2 separate regions of the Homo sapiens genome follow, and region 1 is linked to region 2. The links are chromatin loops, found by intact Hi-C in ENCODE. Cell type or tissue: spleen. All regions are shown on one strand. Each heading gives the region's core, and the rest is flanking DNA. Links, peaks and the distances in the headings are about the cores only.

Evidence for each region. Peaks named below come from ENCODE experiments on the same cell type or tissue, not always from the same donor. Only the 100,000 strongest peaks of a DNase experiment are listed, where the experiment ranks them.
Region 1: it touches region 2 in a loop (8-fold over the local background); 2 of 110 quality-filtered maps call a loop at or near these places.

Annotation. Positions count from the first base shown.
Region 1 is chr2:11,678,282-11,681,190 of GRCh38, forward strand. It overlaps a transcript of LPIN1 not described here. Among named protein-coding and RNA genes, the nearest start is that of NTSR2, 9.5 kb to the left of the region's middle. In spleen, for the core only: no CTCF peak of the experiment used is centred there; DNase peaks (open chromatin) are centred at 300 and 1,580; H3K27me3 peaks cover 631 bases.
Region 2 is chr2:11,725,743-11,728,651 of GRCh38, forward strand. It overlaps a transcript of LPIN1 not described here. Among named protein-coding and RNA genes, the nearest start is that of LPIN1, 19 kb to the right of the region's middle. In spleen, for the core only: no CTCF peak of the experiment used is centred there; no DNase peak of the experiment used is centred there.

The DNA.
Region 1 (2,909 bases), core at 124-2,623, 48 kb before region 2:
CACAAAAGTAGTTATTTTCACAAAAAAGCCCAAAGCAGGAGTGGAGGGCGTTCGAATAACCCTGAGTGGCAGTGAGTCCCGAGGGTAGGGCCTGGGCTAGAATTCAGAACCCTGCAGTTTCTTCCAGAGGCCAGGGGGTTGGGCTGCAGTGAGGATAATGTGTCAAACCACTGCTCCAAATGGTGCGTCGGGGACACCTGCTGTGGTCCTCAGCTGCAGAGGCTGAGATGGCAGTGAGAGAGGGTTCAGCATGCTTAGGGGGCAGGGAGACCCGGGGTTTTCTGCATCCTAGGGGGATAGAGTGGCGAGGCAGGCCAACCTCCCGCTGCTGGACCCCAAGCACTTGTCGCCTGTCACTTCAGTCAGCTCCATCCTCAGGGCAGTGCCTTCCTTCAGGGACAAGAGGTCCTTCTGGGGCTGGTGTCCAGGCGGCAATGCAGTGAGGGCTCTCTAGGGAGAAAGGAGGCGTGGATCCTGCTCCCACCTCTGCACTGTTTTGCAGCTTGGCCCTTTGGGCAAGTATTTCCTGAATGGACCGGAGGCCTGCAGGGGAGAGACATCAGGCTGGTCCACAACATCCCTCTACATGATGGGGACAGGAGCAGGACCTTCTCTCGGGAGCCCCGTGCAGGTGAATGACACCCACACTCAGATTAAGTAGACCATTTTTGTGGTTAGTCAGGGATTATAATGGCTTTGTCTTGTTTCCTTTGCTGGAATGTCTCTTAAGTTTGCCCGGTGCTGACTGAGAATGGCACTCGCATCTTCCCAGTGGACAGGTGGGGCTCTTATGAAGCTCTGTCTCATGCCCCGCAGGACTGACTCTCTCGCCAGCCTGAGACGCAGGTGTTATTATCATGGCATCTCTCTCACACAAGCCTGGCAGGTGGGGAGCACAGCATCGCTATTCCCATTTGACAGCTGAGAAAACTGAGGCTATGAAGTTGGGACTTTTGCACAGCACCTTGGGAGGGGAGTGGTGGAAGATGGGGAGAGGAACCCAGGCCTCCTGGGGCCCAGTCCAACCCTCGTTCTCTCCTGCACCTCCCTACAGATGTGGAAGTTTGGATTTAATACTGATTTAATATTATGTCTGTTTTCTGCTTATGTTTTATTGGATATTAATTATTTTTCTGATTATAAAAGCATGTTCATTGTAGAATATGTAGCATATACAGGAAAGTTTAAATAACATAAAAGCCTGGGGACTTTGTAAACAGAGGTGGTGCTTCCTTCACCGAAGGCTCCTTGTAATGAAGCTGCAGAGAGGATGTCAAACCCGCCACGTGTCCCCTTGTATTCCATCGCTCTTCCAACCCCACAACCTTCCTGTGTGTTTGATAAACGCTTGTTGACAGATGGACGGGATACTAAGCCCCAGGCTAAAACCCTCAGCAGGCCCCTTGGCTGATCCACCGTGGTCTAGATTCCCCCAACCCCTGCCCCGGCAGTCTCTGTGCGGTGCCCATGGCCTTTTGCCTTGGGGGAGGCAGGCCTCCATGGCTCTGAAGGGTGATGGGGGCCGGGGGAGTCTGGCCTGCTTCCTCTCAAGCTGCAGAGCTGGCTTCCTGCAAGGCTCTGCTTCTGAAGGGGCCTGGTGGCCTTGGCCTTGGCTCAGGCTGGTGCTGCACCTGGAGGAATCTGGCCTGCTTGCTGAAGGGTGGCTGCAGAGCCGTGAAACTGGGAGCGTCACTGGGAGTTGCTGCTGGGGACTGAGTCTGGGACTAGTCCTTGGATGGCAGGGAGGGCTGGGCCCAGAGTTGGGGCTTCAGCAAAGAAGAGAAACTGGGACCTAGATCAGGCAGGCCCCCGATGGACTGACAGCAGTCCAGGAATGCTGAGGGGGGATGCAGGAGATGTGGGTGGGAGAGGTGGGAGCTGTGACTGCCCTGGCCAGAAGCCCAGGCAGGGCTGGCTGGCTTCTGGGAAGCGTAAAAGTGGCTCAGCCACCATAGGGCTGTTTTCATTCCTGGGGCTGGAAAATGGCAGCTGGCAGCAGCGTGAGCCCTCGGAGGCACCTGCTAAGTTGGCAGCATCACCTGTGCTGTTGGCCATGGCCATTCCCAGAGACTCTGGGCTTGGTCTCTGCGCCACAAGTATTTCTGGGCCCTGAGTGTGTGCAGAGCTCTGTGGTGGGGTAACGGGGCGATCTGGGGGCGGTGCGTGAAAGGCCTGGTCTCTCCCTCTTCTGCAGGAGGTCAAGGTGGAATGGGAATGGGTGGGGCTGCAGCTGGCAAGCCACAGAGTTCACAGGGCACAGGTCAAGAGTGATTCAGCCTGGCAGGGCTGGAGGAGGCCTCTCTGAGAAGCTGGCCTTGGAGGAGGAATAGGATTTCAATAAACAGAGCTGACGGGGGTGGAGCTTTCTAGCTGCGGGGTCAGCTTGAGCAAAGGCTGGGGAATGAGTACAGTGTGTTCCCCTAAAGCTAAGTCTGCAGGGGTTGTTCCTTGGGGCGTTGGGACTTTATTTTTTTCTTAGTTGGGGTGTGTGTGGTGACATTCGTCTTGGTCAGGCACCCTGCCTATGAAAGATAGCAGGCAGTCACGGGCCGAATATGTAAGACCCAGAGTGAAGGCCAAAGTTCGGGGGCCACGAGGCCTGGACTCACACCCTAGCATTGTCAGTTACAACTTTTGATTTGCTGAAAATGTAGTTGTCTCATCTATAAAATGAAGCTTATAATACCTAACTATATACTACTCACAGGTGCTTGATAAATGGTAGCTATTATTAATACCAGCACTACACCTGAAAGCAGATGGCCTGTGGTGACAGGCTGGACTGCAAATACAATGGTGCCAAGACACTGAATCCCTCTACACTGGCCCAGTGGACTCAGAGAGCACTGTAGGGGAAAATGCATGGAGCCAGGTCCTGCATTTGTCTCTGTATGAAGAACTCTGAGTTC
Region 2 (2,909 bases), core at 283-2,782:
CAGCCAGCCAGTGTGGTCTGACACTCTGAGGCTCCTGGCAGGGAAACACGTGGGCACAATCCCGGAATCACTTTTTTCTCCCTGGATTTCTGGCCCTTCTTTTATGGATGAATGTGGAAACAAATGAAGATTCAGCTTTCCTAAATCCAAGAAGGACATTTAAGAGATAAAGCTACAAGGACTCTCATCTCAAAGGGCGGGATCAGGAGTTAACGCACGGCAGAGAGGCTACTGTGGCCCCACCTTGAGCCTGTGTGGTGACTGGCAGCGTTATTGCTGGAGTGATCCATTCTCATAGACTCAAGATGATGGAAATGCACTGTCCCTTCATCAGTTCTCCATGGCAATCAATTCACAGCCATAGCTTGACCTGATCACCAAGCATCTGGACCATCATAGAAGCCCTTTCTACCTCAGCTGCTGCCCGGCATATGAAATGTCCGCCATAGCCAGATTCATTTAATAAAACAGAGGTTTCATAATGTTTTACTTCCTGCTTAGAAGCTTTTAATGGCTCTCCCGGACCTTCAGGACAAAACGCTAACTCCTTAGGCTGCCATCTGAGGCCATGACGAATCGGTCTCCATCTGTCTTCCCATATTAACACCTCAACAAACCCATAGGGCTGTGTGATAACCTGCAAGTGAATCCTAAACACGTTTTGAACTTTCCCATTACCTAAGGTTTGCTAAACGTGTTGCTCCACTGTTACTCCCAGCCACGCTCTCCCCCGCCCCCCATCTCTTCTCTGCTCATCTGTCCTGGTTGTCGTCCAAAGCTCCTCCAGGTCTGGATCAGATCCCATCTGTTTAAGAGCAGCTTCAGCCTCTCTTCCCACCCCAGCACCCTCTCAGCCCTCCTCCCCCTCCCAAACTCCTCGAGCCTCTGGGACTTTAGCAATCATGTGATAGTAGGCATATGTGGCAATGTTGAGCCAGTTATTTTTTTAAAATAAGCCATAGAATTGATTCAAATGTTGCCAGTTTTTCTACTAGTGTAGGTTTTCTGGTCCAAGATCTGATCTACGATCCTCAATGTAGTGAGTTGTCATGCCTCTGCAGTCTCCTCCAAGCTGTGACAGTTCCCTATTCTCTCCTAGTCTTTCATGATCTTGACACTTTTGAAGCGTGCTTGTCAGTCATCTTGTTAGAGGGTCCCCCAATTCAGGTTTGTATAATGTTTTCACGATTATGCATTATTGGGATGAAGGCCACAAAGGAACGTGCCCTTTTCAGTGCCTGTTGGGCACATGGTGCAGACATGCCATGCTGGAGTTGTCAACCCTGAACACTTGATTAAAGGGGTGTCTCCCAGGTTTTCTACTGTAATTTCCCTTTTAATCGCTAGAAATGTTTGAGACTATGTTAATATCCCCTCTTTTCTTTACCTTCGTCCATTCGCCTTAGCTTCCCTTAGTGGATCCTGCTGCAGTAGTGATTAATGGGGCATTCTAATGGTGATTTTCTGTTTCCCTCTTTCTTTCTACATGTACTAACTGGAATTCTTCTTTAAGGAAAAGTAGCGTCTTCACCATTCATTGTTTTATTCAGTTATTACTTACATCAGTATGGATTTATATATCTTAAAATTTATTTCGGTTCTAATCTAATTTCCTGTGTTCTTTCAACATCTTTGCTCGCTTGTTTCTTTTCTTTACTTTTTGGCACCTCCTTACCATAAGATCCTCCAGGCTCATGTGGCATTTTGTCTACTCTGGCCCTGGAATCAGTCAGTTCTCCAGTGACCCTTTTTATTGGAAAACCAAGACGTGGGGTGCTTGTGTGCTCACTGCTAGTGGGGTGTCACTGTTTCTAGTCCCTCTCAGTGGAAAAGAGAAAATATATTTATTATAGGAACCATGAATACACACATGCACCTCTACTTTATCCATACATCCGTCTTATCTATTATCTTTCTATATTTTAAAGTCCACGAGTTTATATCTGACTCCAATTCAGACCACAAGGTACATTCAGTTTCCCACTTTCCTTATTTGCAACTTCTTTCTCCAACAGTGAGAAACTCTGCTTCTATTATCTGAAATTGATTTGCTTATTTTTTCAATCCTAGTACCCAAATAAAGTACAGTTAGCCCTCCATATCCACCAGTTCCACATCCATGGATTCAACCAACCGCAGGTCGACAAATACAGCATTCGTGAGATGCAGAATCTGCAGATGCGGAGGGCTGACTTTTTGTATCCAGGGATTTTGTGGGTTTGCTGTACAGTTTTTTTGTCTTCTGCATTATGGCACCCAGTTGAAACACTTTTTGCCAGAGTCACTTAGGCCAGCTCCTTTCTACTCTGCTCTCCTTTGTGTGGTTATGAGATTCATGTGTGATACCGAGAGATTCACTTGTCAGTCTGCATGCCATCTTTACTACCACATCCCATTTGGTTTTTAACATTTATATAACAGTAATATTCTTCGTAGTGTAGCATTCTGTGAGTTTGGACCAATGCATAGAGTCATGTATCCACATCACAGTTCCGTGCTAATATTTAAGGTAGGTTTCCTGTAGACATTATACAGCTGGGTCTCGCTTTTTTATCCAATCTGACAATCTCTGTCTTTTAACTGGTATATTCATTGTGATTTTTGACATAGCTGGTTTAAATCCTCTATCTTACTACTTGTTTTATTAAAAAAAATTTTTAGACAGAGTCTCATTCTGTCATCCAGGCTAGAATGCACTGGCATGATCTTGACCCACTGTAACCTCCCCCTCCCCAGGTTCCAAGCAACCCTCCCACCTCAGCCTCCCAAGTAGCTGGGACCACAGATGCATGCCACCCCACCCAGCTAAGTTTTTGTATTTTTGGTAGAGATGGGGTTTCACCATGTTGCCCAGGCTGGTCTTGAACTCCTGAGCTCAAGCCGTCTGCCTCCCAAAGTGCTGGGATCAC